Linked DNA regions of Homo sapiens: region 1 is linked to region 2. A link is a loop called in an ENCODE intact Hi-C map of the cell type or tissue named here. Cell type or tissue: GM12878. All regions are shown on one strand. Each heading gives the region's core, and the rest is flanking DNA. Links, peaks and the distances in the headings are about the cores only. Region 1 has its middle 15 kb from the start of MIR5700. Region 2 overlaps USP44 (ubiquitin specific peptidase 44).

What was found. Hi-C counts contacts between places; a loop is a spot of excess contacts. Peaks named below come from ENCODE experiments on the same cell type or tissue, not always from the same donor. Only the 100,000 strongest peaks of a DNase experiment are listed, where the experiment ranks them.
Region 1: a loop joins it to region 2, with 6 times the contacts of the local background. A loop is called at or near these places in 9 of 110 quality-filtered maps.

Annotation. Positions count from the first base shown.
Region 1 is chr12:94,542,701-94,551,535 of GRCh38, reverse strand. It overlaps the pseudogene SUCLG2P2. Among named protein-coding and RNA genes, the nearest start is that of MIR5700, 15 kb to the left of the region's middle. In GM12878, for the core only: a CTCF peak has its summit at 5,174; a DNase peak (open chromatin) is centred at 5,115.
Region 2 is chr12:95,530,335-95,539,169 of GRCh38, reverse strand. USP44 (ubiquitin specific peptidase 44) reads left to right here. Exons shown (of 6, transcript NM_032147.5): 2 at 4,844-6,341. The coding sequence starts at 4,914. Among named protein-coding and RNA genes, the nearest start is that of USP44, 17 kb to the left of the region's middle. In GM12878, for the core only: a CTCF peak has its summit at 4,594 (motif pointing right); a DNase peak (open chromatin) is centred at 4,619.

The DNA of each region.
Region 1 (8,835 bases), core at 4,135-6,634, 990 kb after region 2:
GGAGGCAGGTGGCTGCAGGGTTGATTTATTAGCTCAGTGAAGGCCAAGGACCATGCTCAGCCGTCCTCTTGCTCTTGCTCTACTGGCCTCCGTCTATCAGTAATGTCTCCCCTCCTGGCCACAAGATGGCTGCCCTGGATCCAGGCATCACATCCTCACACAGAAAAACATGCTAGACAGGCTCTCCTTCCCTTTTACAGAGAGGAAAATCTCTTCTAGAAGTGCCCCCGAAAGACCAACTTTATGACTCTTGAGCCAGAACTTGGTCACATGTCCATCCCTCCAGCACATTTCCTGAACGTCTCCACTTCCTTACTGCCTAAGTTTCCTCAAACCACTGTAAACTAGAATCAGTACCTCCCTCCCAAGAATTGCATCCAATGAGGTCATCGACCACCTAATTGCCAAAACCAGTGCATGCATTTCACAGCCTGGCCTTACTTGGTTTCTAGATTGGTCAACACTGGAGACCTCTTCCTGTTCTTTGAAGCTTAATCCCTTAGGGTGTTTTCTCTCCAGGTCTCCGTGTACCTCTCCACCACTCTTCAGGGTTCTGTGGCTCCCCGTCCTTCCTACACACCCTCTGTGGACCCAGCTGCCGCCTGTGTGGCAAATACTACTACAGTTACATAGCTAGTAGCATCTACCTCTTTTATAAGCAGTGGATCTATATTTTAAATTTCTTATATAATATTGGTTCAGGATGTTCCTAGAGAACCTCAAACGAAAACACCAAGGTCATTGTTTTTTCCCTTACACCAAGTCTGCTCTTTCTGTACTCTTTATTTCCATTAAAAGGCACCACCACCACCCAAGCTAGAAACCTCAGAACCATCTTCCTTGTCATTACCACCATCAACCCATGTCAATTCTACCTTCTAAATACATCTCAAAATCATCATCTCTCCATCTCAACCGCAGCTGCACTAGTTCTGGTCCAGTTCTTCCCAGGACAGTTCTAACAGCCTTTTTTTTTTCTTTTACAACTTACAAAACATAATTTTATTTAAACTTGTATAGATAAAAATCTACCAAAATTTAAACAAAAACTTTATCCAAATCCTTTCCCACAACAAAATTGGACATCATGGAAAAAAAAAACATTCAGATAAGGTTCCCATCTTTCTACCATCAACTGGTAGATCCTGGGAGGATGAGGTGTAAGAGATAAACGAGGAGAGAAGATACTGATACCCAACACAATTTGATCTTCAGTGTTGTCTCATCTTGAAATGACTTAATAACAGAGATTTCCATAAGAATCAGGATTCATTTTTGACCCAAAAATGGAAGCTTCCACTCCAAAGTCACAAATAAGGTTTCTGGTTTTATTTTTAGTGTGAGGTAAACAGTATATTCAATATTAAACCAAATGGTAAAAACACATGGATGGTATATTAATGCAGACCTTCCATTATTAAGTATATTTTGGAACACTCATGGATTTTTCAAACATATGTTGGAATTAGAAACCTGTAAAATCTGCTGCAGTGTGTAATAGCTATTTGTTTGAATGTCTTGGCAGTGCCTTTTTAGTAGCTAATGTTCAGTGTAATCTTGTGCCTTTTTAGTAATTAATATATTAAATATAATCTTGTCTGAGTTTTTAAATGGTCTGTTCTTCTTTTTCATTATGTAGGATTAGATGCCCACCAAAATTCTTGTAAATGAAGCAGGACCCGATTTCAAATTCTGTCTATACACACAATATTTGGTCACATAGACCGCTCCCCAAAGTCTGCAAAACACTGCCTACTGGGCAGGCTTACAGTGACAGAAAAGTATGAGAATACGAGATATTATTTTTATAAAGACTAAAATCAGATTTAGGCTGTCTAGATAGCTTATTCCAGAAAACACAGATTTAAGATTTTTCAGTGATTCTTGCCTTCACCCCCCCTTTTCCTCCCCAACGAGATAACCATTTCTTTCACAATGATGAACCATCCCTTTTTATGGAAAAATGGCTTTGTTTCTCCATCGGATCAGGACAAAGACATCACTTCTTGGCCACACTGGCCACAGCCTTCTTGGCTGCATCCTCCAGGTCAACGGCTGAAGTAATGGGGAGTCTGCTGTTGAGTATTTCCTGGGCCTCTTGGACGTTGGTTCCTTCAAGCCAAACCACAAGGGGCACCTTGAGTTCTAGCTCCTGGCAGGCTTTGGTGATCCCATTGGCAATGATGGCACAGTTGACGATACCACCAAAAATATTGACAAGGATGGCTTCAACCTTAGGATCAGCTGTGGGCAATGTGAATGCTTGATATACTTGAGCTTCCTTTACACCACCTCCAAGATCCAAGAAGCTGGCTGGCTTCCTACCATTAAGGAAAATGATATCACAAGTAGCCATGGCGAGCCCAGCACCATTCACAAAGCAGGCAATGTTCCCATCTAGTCCTATGTATTTTAGATCATATTTGGCAGCTTCATTTTCAATGGGCTCATTCTCTGATTTGTCGTCCATAGCAAATATGTCTTTTTGTTGGAATTCTGCATTGTCATCAAAGTTTATCTTGGCATCAAAACAGACAACTTGTCCTTCTGGAGTTTCACCAAAGGGATTCACTTCCACCTGAGTAGCATCAATTTTCAGGAAGAGATTATACAGCTTCGTAATTTGATCTGCAGCCTGGCTTTTCAAAGGCCCAACGAAGCCTAGATTTTCTGCCATCCGCTGAGCTTGGCTGTCCTTTATTCCTTCAAAAATGTCAATTTGCTCCTTAAAAATGAGCTCTGGGTTTGAAGCAGCCACCTCTTCAATGTCGATGCCCTCCTGGGGGCTGCCCACCAGCATGGGGCCATTGCAGGACTGGTCCATCAGAATTGCCAGGTAGGTTTCTCTGGAAATGTCCAAGGCTTCAGCAACCATCACCTTGTTAACTTTCACACCTTCTTTTGGAGTTTGTTTTGTCGCTAGATTGTACCCAATCATCTGTTTAGCCAGCTGTCCCACAACATTAGGGTCTTTTGTTAAATGAACACCTCTTTTCAAACCACTATTGAAGACACCTTTTCCTCTTCCTCCAGCTAAGATCTGGGCTTTTAAAACAATTTCTTTTGCATTTAGTCTCTTAGCGGCCTCAAGAGCTTCATTCGCAGTGTCTGCTACAAAGAATCTTTGAACTGTCACTCTGTTATCAGACATCAGTTTCTTGCTCTGGCATTCCTGCAGGCTCAGCCATCTTCTGGAGGTTAATTGAACTGCCCGGGACCTGGCCACCAGGAAGCGGGGCAGCAGCGCTAGGGCTTGCAGAAGCTTCCAGGCCTGCGCTGCCATGGGGGACGCTATCTTAAACAGGAAACCTAGCACTCTAACAGCCTTTTAACTACTGCCCCTTTCCCTTTTTTCCTGCCTTGTGTGAAGATGTGATGCGTGGAACCGTGGCAGCCATCTTGCAACCATGAAGTGATGAGAATGAGAACTAAAAGCCAAGCAGCTAAGGATGGCAGAAGAAAGCCGGACAGGAGCTGGGTCTCTGTGAGCCCCGTTGAGCAGTTGAGTCAATGCTGGGAATCATCTGTCTGGAGACTTCTTGTGATGTGAAGTCTTAAATGTCTTTCCTTATGCCTTTGATAATGGCCATTAGTTGCATCATAAGCCATTTGTAATTGACACAGGGAGTAGGAAGATGAAGGTAACAATGTGAGCAAACTTATCACATGTTGATGTGGCGCTCTTGAAGCAGCTATTTTAGTCTGAGAGGCAGTTTTTTTGTTTGTTTGCTTTTTTTTAGGTAGCTGGGGGGAAAGCCAAACTATTAAATATTTAGTTTTTAATTATTGTTACTAAGTAGTACATTCAGTAGTCATCAGGCCCACATCCCTTGTCCCTTGTTTGTCTTTTTCACTTAGGCCTGCTTTGAATTTTTAATATAAAACAGTGTTTCGAGCAATTTTGTGGAGAGTGTTTTCAAATGGTCACATCAGACATTCCCTGGGTCAAAATGGCCACAGCAAATAGGCCTCCGCCAAGTGTATGGCCTCACCTGGAGCAAAGGCACGGGAGGCAGGGATCTGTGGAGTAGGGTGAGGACACAGCAAGTTAAGATGGGGGCGGGGTCATGTGGAGTGGAACTCAGAGAGTTGGGGGTTGAGTGTAGAGTAGAATAGGGGCAAAATATGTGAAATGCAGGGCTTGGGAAAGGTGGGAGCCCTTCTTTCCCAAATGCAAATTGGGAGCACCCATTTCACTGGGATGTTCTTGGCCTCCATCCCATCCTGCCTATTTTGTGCACCTTCAGATGGCCTGCTCTCATCTCAGCCCCACCTGGGGGCCTGTGAGAAACGTGGTTGCCCCAGTGTCACACAGGAAGTATGGCTGTCTCTGCTGCTGAGGTCTAAAGTCCATCCTGGGGTGAAGATGTGGTCGTCTGGTTGGAATCAGGGACCAGGAGACTTGACTGGAAGTTTCTAGTGTCTGATGCTGGTTGCTTAGGGGAGTCACCAGACAGTCCCCATGATGCCACCTGCAGAGGAAGTAGAAAGATGAGATCCAGAGATCCAGAGCAGAGAGAGAGTGGAGGACCCAGCGGCCGATGGGGACAGTGCAGAGCATCCCCATCCATATTCAGACATGCAGATGGATTGGAGTACTTGACGATGATTGCATAGCATCCGGATTGGGAATGACGAATTCAGCCTCCACCACAAGTGCAAAGTCCCTGGGACCAGCTGTCCAGAGTCACCCAGTTCTTAATCACTAGACCTCTGGAGATAATGGTCCCCATCCTCACACTTCACCCTTCCCCAGACTGCCCCAAATGTAGCTCTTCTGATGACAGTATTCTCCAGGCTTTATGAAGTTTTACTAATTGTGGCTGGTTAGTTATTTCTGAAGAAATTGTTTCTAGTCCCGGTGTTGAAGGATAGCACTTGAGCAAACAGACAAAACACTTAATAAACATTCCAAGGCCATTGGCCTTTGGAGAAAGCTTGTCTTTTGGTCATATCACTTCTTCTAATGTGGCTTTTTTCCCCCTCAGAGAAGGGTGTTAGAGGACAGGGCATTTTCCCTCTAGACATTGTCAGCGGGACAGTTCCATGAGTGTATTGGCGGTTCCTGGTCATGTGCTGTGATCACCAAGGTTCAGCCATTTTTGTGTCTGGGGAACCGGCAGGTTCCTTCGGTATAACGCTCCCCATTGCTGAGGTTATAGCAACCTCTAGGGGTTGCCACGGGTTACTGTGCTGGCTACAGTGTCTTGGATCCCTTTAAAGTTGGAGTTCTCAGGGTTTCCTACAGGTGTTCCAGGGGAGCACGGAGGGTCTGATGGCTGGACTTTAGCGTCGCCTCCATCTGCTGCCCATGGTCTGCAACTTAGGGTGTCAGCTTGCCTAGACCCACCTAAGAATCACCCCCACTCTAACTGCACACACGCAACATACACACGTGCGCACACAGCCCCTGCTCTGAAGGGGGTGTGCATTTGCCTCACTCCTCTTGTTGAAGCCCCCCGAGTTCCCCTAGTTCTTCCCTATGTCCCCAACCTCCTCATTCGCTGAACACAAACAAGTGTGTTTGTGTTCACATGTGGCCCTGGAGAGCTGTTGCCAAGCGGCATTTACCATTTTCCTGAATCTCTTAGCAGGGGCGTTCCAGGCTCTAGTTTTTATGATTTATCTCAAAATCCAATCCAATCTCGTCACCCTCTGCTTACAGCCTGTGGCAATTTCCCATTTCCCCTTCTTGTGGCCTATAAGGCCCCTTTCCCGTCTCCCTGCCCTCTTCACCCTCGTCTCTCCTGACACACCATCCCCACCTGCTAGTCAGAATGAATTTCTTTTTGTACTTCAAAAGCTCTCTTCTTATTCTTGAAATGTTACAATTAATCCCATGTGGCCACAGCTCTGTGTACAGCATGGCAGTGTCTAATAATTAGTTATGAGTGTGTGGGTATCATCCAGTATTCAGCAGGGCAACTGTGATTTGCCCACTGCAAAGCTCCAAGTACCCACTTTGAAAGATACCAAAGAAGGTTAAGACACAGTTCCTACTTCCAGGGAATTTTACCTTCTAGTTGGGTAAGACATGAACACATGAAATGACTAGAAAACAAGGAAGTGTTAAAACAGAGGTTGCAAACTGGTGGACTATGAGCTGAAGCTAGGCCTTAAAAAATGTGTCTTGTTTCAAAATAACAATCTTAGCCAGCTCAGTTGTCATTTTCCAATTTTTAAAATTCTGGTAAAATACATATAACATTAAATTTACTATTTCAACCATTTTTAAGTGTGAAATTCAGTGGCACTAAGTACATTCATATTGGTGTGCAGCCATCCCCACCGTCTACCTCCAGAACTTTTTTCATAATTTTTTTTTTTTTTTAAGATGGAGTCTCACTCTGTCACCCAGGCTGGAGTGCAGTGGCGCGATCTCGGCTCACTGCAACCTCCGCCTCCCAGGTTCAAGCGATTCTCCTGTCTCAGCCTCCCAAGTAGCTGGGACTACAGGCACCTGCCACTGTGCCCAGATAATTTTTTGTATTTTTAGTGGACATGAGGTTTCACCATGTTGGCCAGGCTGGTCTCAAACTCCTGACCTCAGGTGATCTACCCACCTCGGCCTCCCAAAGTGCTGGGATTACAGGCGTGAGCCACTGCACCCAGCCTAGAACTTTTTTCATCTTGCGAATCTGAAACTTTGTACCCATTAATCACTAATTCCCCATTCTTGCCCCCCACCCACTTCCTGGCAACCACCATTTCACTGTCTCTGTGGTTTTGACTAAGTATTGCAGCTCATACGAATGGAATCGAACAGTAATTTATCCTTCTATTACTGACTTATTTCATTTAGCAGAATGTCCTGAGGATTCATCTGTGTTGCATATATCAGCATTTCCCTCCTCGTAAGGCTAAATAATATTCCATCATGTGATATATATATATGTGTGTCACATTTTGCTTATCTATTCATTTGTCAATGGACACTTGGGTTGCATCCGCATTTTAGCTCTCATGAATAATGCTGCTATGAATATGGGTGTACAAATATATCTTCAAGACTCTGCTTTCAGTTCTTTTGAGTATATACCCAGAAGTGGAATTGCTGGATCATATGCTAATTCTATTTTTAAATGTTTGAGGAACTGCCATACTGTTTTCTACAGCAGCTGCACCGTTTTCCATTCCCACCAACAGCGCTCCAATTTCTCTACATCCTCACCAACACTTATTTTCTATTTTGTTTTTGTTTGGTTTTGTTTTTTACTAGTAGCCGTTGTAATGGATGTGAGGTGGCCAACACAGTTAATTTTTAAAAAATTAGTTATCAATGTCTTAAAATCAAATTTCACTTTAAAAATGTATATTTTCAGTTTTTTTGAAAAATTGGAAAACTCTGGCTGGTCTGGCCTGTCCTTGTCCCTGGTAACAGTTGGCTAGAGCTAAGTAGCAACTGCCCCTTGGCACAGGGCAGGGCCTGCAATTTCCAGCTCAGCTCGCACCTCTCCTGTAGGTTCCTTAACACAAAAAATAAAAGCAGGTGCCTCTCACCCCAGCACTGCCACTTTTCCCCACTGAACGGTCAGGAAGAGAGGATTTTCCTTGTATTCATCCTTGATAAAATGTGGCAAAACTAAAAGCAGACAGGGAGATAGGGAGTGAATGTCATTTTTGTGATAGTGTATACTGATTATGTTTAATTGGTAGATTAGTCCATTCTCACACTGCTGTAAAGAAATACCTGAGACTGGGTAATTTATTTTTATTTTAAAAAGAGGTTTAACTGGATCATGGTTCTGCAGGCTGTACAGGAAGCATGACGGCATCAGCTCCTGGGAGGCCTCAGGGAACTTACAATCATGGCAGAAGATGAAGGGGGCGGAGTGAGGCATCTCATGGTGGGAGAAGGAGCAAGAGAGAGAGGTGGGTAAGTGCTAGCCAGTTCTCATGTAACTGGTTACACAACCAGTAAATAACCTGTTGAGAATAACCAATTCTCATGAGAACTCTATCACGAGAACAGCACCCAAGGGTTGGTACTAAACCCTTCGTGAAGGATCCACCCCTATAATCCAATCACCTCCCACCAGGCCCCACCTCCAACTCTGGGGATTACAATTGAACATGAGGTTTGGGTAGGGACACGGATCCAAACCATATCAATTGGCAAATACAGTTTCTTATAGTCAAGCACTTCACTCATGTTAGTTCTTCCTGGCCCCTATAGGCATTTGAGTTTGTGATCCTTGGGTTAAACTCTTGGCCACTAGGTATTCTGAGACAATGGCTGCTCTGGGAGCAGGCTGATCAAAGGCAGTTTGAGAAAGGAGGCAGATTTTCACCTCTGCCTTGAAGGATCATGTATTAGTTTGCTAGGGTTGCCATAAGGAACACCACAGACTAGCTGGCTTAAACAACAGAAATTGATTTTCTCACAATTCTGCAGGTTAGAAGTTTGAGATCAGTGTCGGCAGGTTGATTTCTTTGGAGGGCTCTCTCCTTGGCTTGTTGGGGGCCACCTTCTTGCTGTGGCCTCACATGGTCTTCGCCTGTACCTGTCTGCATCCTAATCTCCTGTTCTTACAAGGATACCAGTCATATTGAATTAGGGCTCACCTCTATGACCTCATTTTACCTTAATCACCTCTTTAAAGACTCTATCTCCAAACAGTATCATATTCCCAAGTACTGGAGGTTAGGACTTCAACATGTGAATTTTGGAAGGACACAATTCAGCCCATAACAGATAGATAGGACCAGGAAGGAGGAGAGAGAAGGTACAGTGGGCATGCATTTTGCTATCTTCTTAGCACCTGTATCCATTTCTTGTTGCTATTATAACAAATTGCCACAAATGTATTGGTTTTAACAACACAAATTCATTTT
Region 2 (8,835 bases), core at 3,275-5,774:
TAGCTACTGATTTGAATTTGGAGTGTGAAACATTTTTTAAATGCATGAGAATTATAGCACAGATAGTTTTAATCCTTATAGATTTCATTTCAAGCATCCTATTTGTAAGGTGCTATTATATTGGTACAGGTAATATTTTGTCAGAATCTGCATGAGGGATATAAAAATGTTTTGTCAGGTAATACCTCTTTAAAATGAATATACTGCCAAAAATCATACATCCAATCTGCTGACGCCAGAGCGAATGCATAGCTTCACAGCGGTGGATTAGCAAATGAAAAGAGGTGCTCTGAACCCAGTAGAGGAATATAGGAAGTGTCAAGAAAATACTCCCATCCTCCTTTCTTTCCTCCAAGCTCTTAGATCTTTGTGTGATGAGACCCCTTTGGGGATACCCTAGTTACTGTCTGAGTTACTGGAGATCTCTAGGGACAGCAGCCTGGCTCTGCAGCTCCTGCTTTCCACGGTGCCCTTGCCTCTGTCGTCTACCCCTTACTGATTTCTTTCATAAGTAGACAGGGTAAGTGGGCCCCCTGAGCTAAAATATTAATCTCGTGATCCGTCATTCCACTATTCTGGTTTCACGTCTATTTTTAAAAAGATTTTATCTTTGAGAGACCCCCCCCTTTTAAAATGCAAATTCCCCTGGGAGAGGTCAGACCTTAGTTCTTAGCTAACATCTTGATTATCTGTTAGCACCTTAGTTGGGCTTAGTACACATTTGGCTGAGAAGAAGGAATCCCTGGCTAAAAGTGATCAACTAGAAGGAAACTAGCATTTATAATAATAATTTATTATTATTTTATTACTATTGGCAGCTAAGATGTACTCAGGGCCATATTATTAAGTGTCAGGAGTTGTTCTAAGTTAATTCCCTCAACAACCCTATTGGTATTATTACCACTGTTACTTTACAGATAAGAAAACTGAGGTATGTAGCACGTAATTTATGGTCACATAGTAAATCCTGTCAAGTGTTAAACTCGGGGATTTAGATTCCAGTGTGTGCTCGCTCACCGTTTTACTGTAATCCCTCTCTTCTACCATGATGTCTCAGATAGATGACATCTAATCAAGATTTCACCCTTTTCACAATTTTGTATCAAATAGAATGATGTGTTTAATTATAGATGCCACTTCCCTTTGAAGGTCAAGTACTTTGTTATTATCTAAATAGATTTTTTAGCAATAGCTTCAATGAAACAGGTACTTTTTTTGTATTCAAGGGAATTTATTTGCAGAGTAGAGAAAGGAGTAAAGAGGTTAGTGTACAATTTAGCACATACTTAACACTATCTGAGCTGTTTTTATTTAAAACATGTTATTTTTACAATTTTGAAAGTATAGATTAATAAAGAAAGTACAGTAATTTTCAGTCCCATTACCCAGAGGTAACCTCAGAATAAATGTATTCTCACCAGGCTTTTTCCTACTGATCCTTTTCTGAAAGTGTTAACTCATTCTACGTCTTTAAAATTTTGGAATGAAATGATCTTTTTTGCTGGCATTTCCTTCTTCACCTCTGCAAGGATGTTGAACTAATAATTATTTTCGGCCTGGCGTGGTGGCTCATGACTGTAATCCCAGCACTTTGGGAGGCCAAGGCAGGCAGGTCACGAGGTCGGGAGCTCAAGACTAGCCTGGCCAACATGGTGAAACCCCGTCTCTACTAAAAATACAAAAATTAGCTGGACATGGTGACGTGTGCCTGTAATCCCAGCTACTCGGGAGGCTAAGGCAGGAGAATCGCTTGAACCCAGGAGGTGGAGGTTGCAGTGAGCTAAGATAGCACCCCTGCACTCCAGCCTGGGCGACAGAGTGAGACTCTGTCTCAAAAAATAAAATAATATAAAAATTATTTTCTATGGTTTGCCAGAAACATGTTTAACTAAATTTTCTCTGTATTCATTTTATCATTTTGAATAAAAGGTAATACAGAGCCCTAGATCCTTCCCTTAACCTCCAAATTGAGTAAATTCTCTCAACTAATGTTTGTTAAGCACTAATTCTACCTCTGCCCCCTTCTTCAAAACTGCTATACTCCTGCAGCTTTAATTTCCTTATAATTTCTGGACTGCTAGTCTCTCTTAATCACTCGTCCCTTCTCCAGAGCTCTTTGTAATTCAGATCCCTCTGTAACCCACAGATCTGATCATATCATTCTCCTCTACAGATTTCTTCAGTGGCTCTGTGTTGCTCATAGGCCCTAGAAGCAAGCTTGGGGATGATTAGGGCAAGTAATTCTCTGAGTCCCAGGTACCAGCGAGTGGCCTTAGAAGGGGAGTTGCTGGTGTGTGCAGACTTCAGGTGGCCACATGCCCTTGGCCTTGCTGACTACACATTAATAGAGGAGGGTCACAGCAAGGATCCCCTAAAGTGGTTGTTTAGGTCTAGATGCAGACCATGCTACTGTGTGTTGAGAGTAGACTGTTGGTGGCAGTAAGGACAGAAGTGGAGAGACCATCTGGGAGCCTTACTGCAGTAATCCCGGTAAGACTTGATTGTAGCTTGGATCAGGCTGGTGGCAGTAGAGGCACTAAGTAAGTCAGATTCTCAGTATATTTTGGAGGTAGAGTCAATCATTTTTCCTGAAGGATTGATTTAGAGAGAGAGAGTCAAGGATGACTCTAAGGTTTCTTGCCTCAGTACAGAAAGATATGGGATAGTGGAATATATAAATCACTGATGTCTCAATTCTGCCATTAGCAACTATTGTCAAATCCTAGGTGTTCTAATAAAGTACCATATTTGACCAGATTTTAAACCTCTGGAAATTTTTAGAGAGAGGAGTAAATTTAAAATGTGCACTTAAAACGTGTGAAATGGGGGCTGGGCACGGTGGCTCACGCTTGTAATCCTAGCACTTTGGGAGGGTTAGGCGGGTAGATCACTTGAGGCCAGGAGTTCAAGACCAGCCTGGGCAACATGGTGAAACTATGTCTGTACCAAAAATACAAAAATTAGCCAGGCGTAATGGCACATGCCTGTGGTCTCAGCTACTGGGGATGCTGAGGTGCGAGAATCGCTGGAACCTGGGAGGTGGAGGTTGCAGTGAGCTGAGACTGCACCACTGCAGTCCAGCTTAGGTGACAGAACAAGACCCTATCTCAAAAAAAAAAAAAAAAAAAAAGGAAAAAAAAGGAAAGAAAGAAACATGTGAACATGTGAGATTTGGGACTGGTCAGTACCTGATACCTAAAAATTAAGGAACGAATATGAGATTTTACAAAAAGAGGTGGGAAGGAACCAAAAATCAACTGCTTTTGCAGTTTTCTTAAGGCCTGGAGGTGGCACTTGCAGGTACCGTTGAAATTCACAGTTTCAACTGCCCTAAAAATTTAATGCCTTGGTCATGATACATAGGGTGTTTTTAGTGTTCCGTAACTAGGTCTCCACCCAAACCCTGAAATTTGTCTTTGATTTGTATTAAATCAATGAAAAAAGTGTTTGTGATCACGGCTTTTTAAATAAGATTTCTGTTCATTACATGTAAATAACTTACAGCAGAAGTGTTCCTGACTTTAACTGATAAAGGAACAAGTTCTGTGTCAAAAATCACATAAGCTTTTTTAAAAAAATAAGCTTATAATTTCAGATAGGTTTAGGCCTGCTAGAATGTAATAAAAGCTTATTGCCACCCACTTCATATTCTTCCTTTTTTTCTCTTTATTTCCTTGTATGTTTCTGAGAATATTCAAATACAAAAGCACATTCTCCTCTTCTGTCTTTCTCTTTCCCTAAAGCCAACTGTCAAGTCTGTTCGGCCTCAGAGTATGTTATAGAGCCATGAATTAAAGGTAATTATTGATTTACCAAATGGAAAAAAATAAGTTTAATGGTAATATGATTTATTTAAATAGGGTAATAAGATTCGTTCACTATAGATACAATTAAAACTACCATTTACCATGTGTCAGATAAATATTATCTCTCAGTTCTTCAACAACTCAATTGAAGTTGGTATGATTTTCCCTCTTTTACAGATGGTTTAGAGAAGTTAAAACATTTGCTCAAAATCATACATTTAACAGTGTGTGGCAAAGGTACAATTCAAACCTATGTTTTTCTGCCTTAAAACTCACCTTTTCATCTTTGATTATGTTTTATTAACTCCACATAAGGCTCATAATGTTTATAAATATTAGTGAGATATATTTGGGTCTTGCCAACCCCTGTCATTAAGAAAAGGGGCCAGGCACAGTGGTTCACGCCTGTAATCCCAGCACTTTGGGAGGCCAAGGCGGGTAGATGACCCGAGCTCAGGAGTTCAAGACCAGCCTGGGCAACATGACGAAACCTTGTCTCTAGTAAAAATACGAAAAACAGATTAGCTGAATGTGGTGGTGCACTCCTATAATCCCAGCTACCCGGGAGGCTGAGGCACAGCAATCACGTGAGCCCAGGAGGCAGGGGTTGCAGTGAGCTGAGATCGCACCACTGCACTCCAGCCTGGGCCACAGAGCAAGACTCTGTCTCAAAAAAAAAAAAAAAAGGGAATGCAGTTTTGGAAACTGCCCTCAGACTACTGGGTAAAAAAGGATAGATCTTAAGCTATTTCAGTGGAAAGTGATTACTACCCATTTTTCACCACTAGATGGTGGCAGAAAGTTAAAAACAAAAGCTAAAGGCGCCTCATTAGAGAAAGTGAAGTGTCTGTGCTTTCAGAGCAAGGTGGATGTGAGGTTAGGGAAGTTTAGAGAAAGGGAAATGGGAGAACTGCCAATGGTATTATGATAAGCAGCCTAGAAATTGGGAGCAGAGGACACAAATCTTTATTATTCTTGGGAAAAAATATGAAAAATATTAGCATCTTGTTATTAACACTTGACATTGTTCTGTTTAGTTTTCAGATGCTTCAAGTGTTGTGAACAGAGACTTGTTTGGATTATGCATTTCTCAGCTAGACTAAATAAATGCTAGCAATGGATACGTGCAAACATGTTGGGCAGCTGCAGCTTGCTCAAGACCATTCCAGCCTCAACCCTCAGAAATGGCACTGTGTGGACTGCAACACGACCGAGTCCATTTGGGCTTGCCTTAGCTGCTCCCATGTTGCCTGTGGAAGATATATTGAAGAGCATGCACTCAAGCACTTTCAAGAAAGCAGTCATCCTGTTGCATTGGAGGTGAATGAGATGTACGTTTTTTGTTACCTTTGTGATGATTATGTTCTGAATGATAACACAACTGGAGACCTGAAGTTACTACGACGTACATTAAGTGCCATCAAAAGTCAAAATTATCACTGCACAACTCGTAGTGGGAGGTTTTTACGGTCCATGGGTACAGGTGATGATTCTTATTTCTTACATGACGGTGCCCAATCTCTGCTTCAAAGTGAAGATCAACTGTATACTGCTCTTTGGCACAGGAGAAGGATACTAATGGGTAAAATCTTTCGAACATGGTTTGAACAATCACCCATTGGAAGAAAAAAGCAAGAAGAACCATTTCAGGAAAAAATAGTAGTAAAAAGAGAAGTAAAGAAAAGACGGCAGGAATTGGAGTATCAAGTTAAAGCAGAATTGGAAAGTATGCCTCCAAGAAAGAGTTTACGTTTACAAGGGCTCGCTCAGTCGACCATAATAGAAATAGTTTCTGTTCAGGTGCCAGCACAAACGCCAGCATCACCAGCAAAAGATAAAGTACTCTCTACCTCAGAAAATGAAATATCTCAAAAAGTCAGTGACTCCTCAGTTAAACGAAGGCCAATAGTAACTCCTGGTGTAACAGGATTGAGAAATTTGGGAAATACTTGCTATATGAATTCTGTTCTTCAGGTGTTGAGTCATTTACTTATTTTTCGACAATGTTTTTTAAAGCTTGATCTGAACCAATGGCTGGCTATGACTGCTAGCGAGAAGACAAGATCTTGTAAGCATCCACCAGTCACAGATACAGTAGTATATCAAATGAATGAATGTCAGGAAAAAGATACAGGTTTTGTTTGCTCCAGACAATCAAGTCTGTCATCAGGACTAAGTGGTGGAGCATCAAAAGGTAGAAAGATGGAACTTATTCAGCCAAAGGAGCCAACTTCACAGTACATTTCTCTTTGTCATGAATTGCATACTTTGTTCCAAGTCATGTGGTCTGGAAAGTGGGCGTTGGTCTCACCATTTGCTATGCTACACTCAGTGTGGAGACTCATTCCTGCCTTTCGTGGTTACGCCCAACAAGACGCTCAGGAATTTCTTTGTGAACTTTTAGATAAAATACAACGTGAATTAGAGACAACTGGTACCAGTTTACCAGCTCTTATCCCCACTTCTCAAAGGAAACTCATCAAACAAGTTCTGAATGTTGTAAATAACATTTTTCATGGACAACTTCTTAGTCAGGTATGGATTTTTAAGAATCTTATTTTCATCATTGGGAGTTCATAAAGTGTAGCCTATAAAAAGGCATATTCTATGTACATCTAGTGTGTTGAGCTAGTACCATTTTCAGGTCAAAATAGATTGTTTTTATAAATATGTATAGAGAAATCAGCTCACTCAATTCCTTCTTTCATGAATCATTGGAAGTAGTTTTACATCTATGGTAGCAAAAGCTTTTGGAGGGAGGGAGAAATCAGGAGACGGAGCTCTCTAGGTTACCAATATTACATTCATTATCTGAGGGATTGAGAAGAGGAGGGTTTAATCCCAGAGGGAACGGATTTAAAGATGCTGCTATTCTCGGGATGAAAATGGTGCACATGGCCGGGCGTGGGGGCTCACACCTATAATCCCAGCACTTTGGGAAGCCAAGGCGGGTAGATCAGCTGAAGTCAGGAGTTCAAGACCAGCCTGACCAACATGGTGTAACCCCATCTCTACTAAAAATACAAAAGCTAGCTGAGTGTGGTGGCAGACGCCTGTAATCTCAGCTACTTGGGAGGCTGAGTCAGGAGAATCGCTTGAACCCAGGAGGTGGAGGTTGCAATGAGCTGAAATCACACCACTGCACTCCAGCCTGGGTGACAGAGCGAGACTCCGTCTCAAAAAAAAAAAAAAAAAACCCAAAGAAAGAAAGAAAATGGTGCACACTTGAGCAATTTCAGGGACCAAGGAGTAGCCCTGGAGGACTTCCTATAAAATCAAAGGGTCATGGTCTGAGAGCTTTAACAAGTAGGTAGGGAAATTTTAAGGTAAACAAATGTGATTTCATCTAGAATAATCTTATATGATTTTCCTTTATTTTAATTACTACTCAAAAGTTTCCTTTGTCATGATAAGGTGGACTATAAAACCAGAATCTTCGAAGTAAAGGTTCTCTATACTGAGTGGACTTATTGGTGAACTGTTAATAGACATAAGGTTCTCTACTTTCCCATAACACACAAATTTAAACAAAATTTTTTTTATAACTGAGGCTATTAGGCTTTTAGGTCATTTCCTTCCCCCTGCACACCTGCCTCTGTTCTTCAGTTCAACTTGCATTGTAATAAGGCCATCTTTTGTTTTTATAGCATACTTTCCTAAAATGTTGTTTAAGTATTTCAGATGTAATTCTTCTTAAGGAATATCTATGAAGTTTATTTTTCAGTGTTTCAGAAATGCAAAGATTTTGTGTCAATTAGCAAATAAGAATTGTACTGCAATTTTACTTCTCCATCTTTCTCTGTCATTTCCTTTTTATGCAAAAGTTTTAAAATACACTGTTACAGAGTGCAACATATAGTTGCAGGAAACCTATATAATATAGGAAATCTATATAGAAGGAAAGAAAAATCATTCTCTAATCCTATAACCCCACAATCCATTGGTAAAACTATTTATATTTTGGTATATTTTCTAGTCTTTTTTTCTCCTGCACATGTATAAATATTTTTTCCCATAATTGGTCATTTTGCATTTATCTGCTTTTCCCATTTAATATTGTAATTATTTTCCAATAATTAAAAATATTTCATCATTCTTTTCAAAACATTTCAATGTTCATAATTTTTTTGTGTGTTTTTTTTGGTATATGTCTGCTATTTAACATCATATGTTTTTTTTTGTTTTTGTTTTTGTTTTTTTGAGACAGAGTCTCACTCTGTTGCCCAGGCTGGAGTGCAGTGGCGCGATCTCGGCTCACTGCAAGCTCCACCTGCTGGGTTCACGCCATTCTCCTGCCTCAGCCTCCCAAGTAGCTGGGACTACAGGCGCCTGCCACCACACCCAGCCAATTTTTTGTGTTTTTAGTAGAGACGGGGTTTCACCATGTTAGCCAGGATGGTCTCGATCTCCTGACCTTGTGATCCACGCGCCTCGGCCTCCCAAAGTGCTGGGATTACAGGCATGAGCCACTGCTCCTGGCCACATCGTATGTTTATACCGTAACTTAACCATTCCCCTATTGTTGACTGTTTTTAATTTTTTTCATTATTATAATGTCATCAATTAATTTTTCTGACTTCCTTATGACAGAGTCTTAGAAGTTGACTTTGTCAGAGTAAGACTTCTGATACTTGGTGACAAAGTTCTTTCCAGAAAGTGTTTTTCTTTTATATCTATCTATCTATCTATCTATCTATCTATCTATCTATCTATCTATATTTCCAGTAGTATGAAAGTTGCTATGTGCTTATTTTTTCCTTTATAAATGTATTTTCAAATTAATAAAAATTATTGTACCAGCTTTTTGCTTCTCTTTCTTTAATACACTCTTAGGGAACTGGTTCTCAGGAGATTTAAGACAGTTGGTTGCTGTAATGGCTTTTCCTTTCTATTTTTTATTTTTTTTATAGAGACAAGGTCTCACTGTGTTGCCCAGGCTGGTCTCAAACTCCTGGGCTCAAGCAGCCCTCCCGCTTTGGCCTCTCAAAGTGCTGGGATTACAGGCATGAGCCACTACACCCAGACTGGG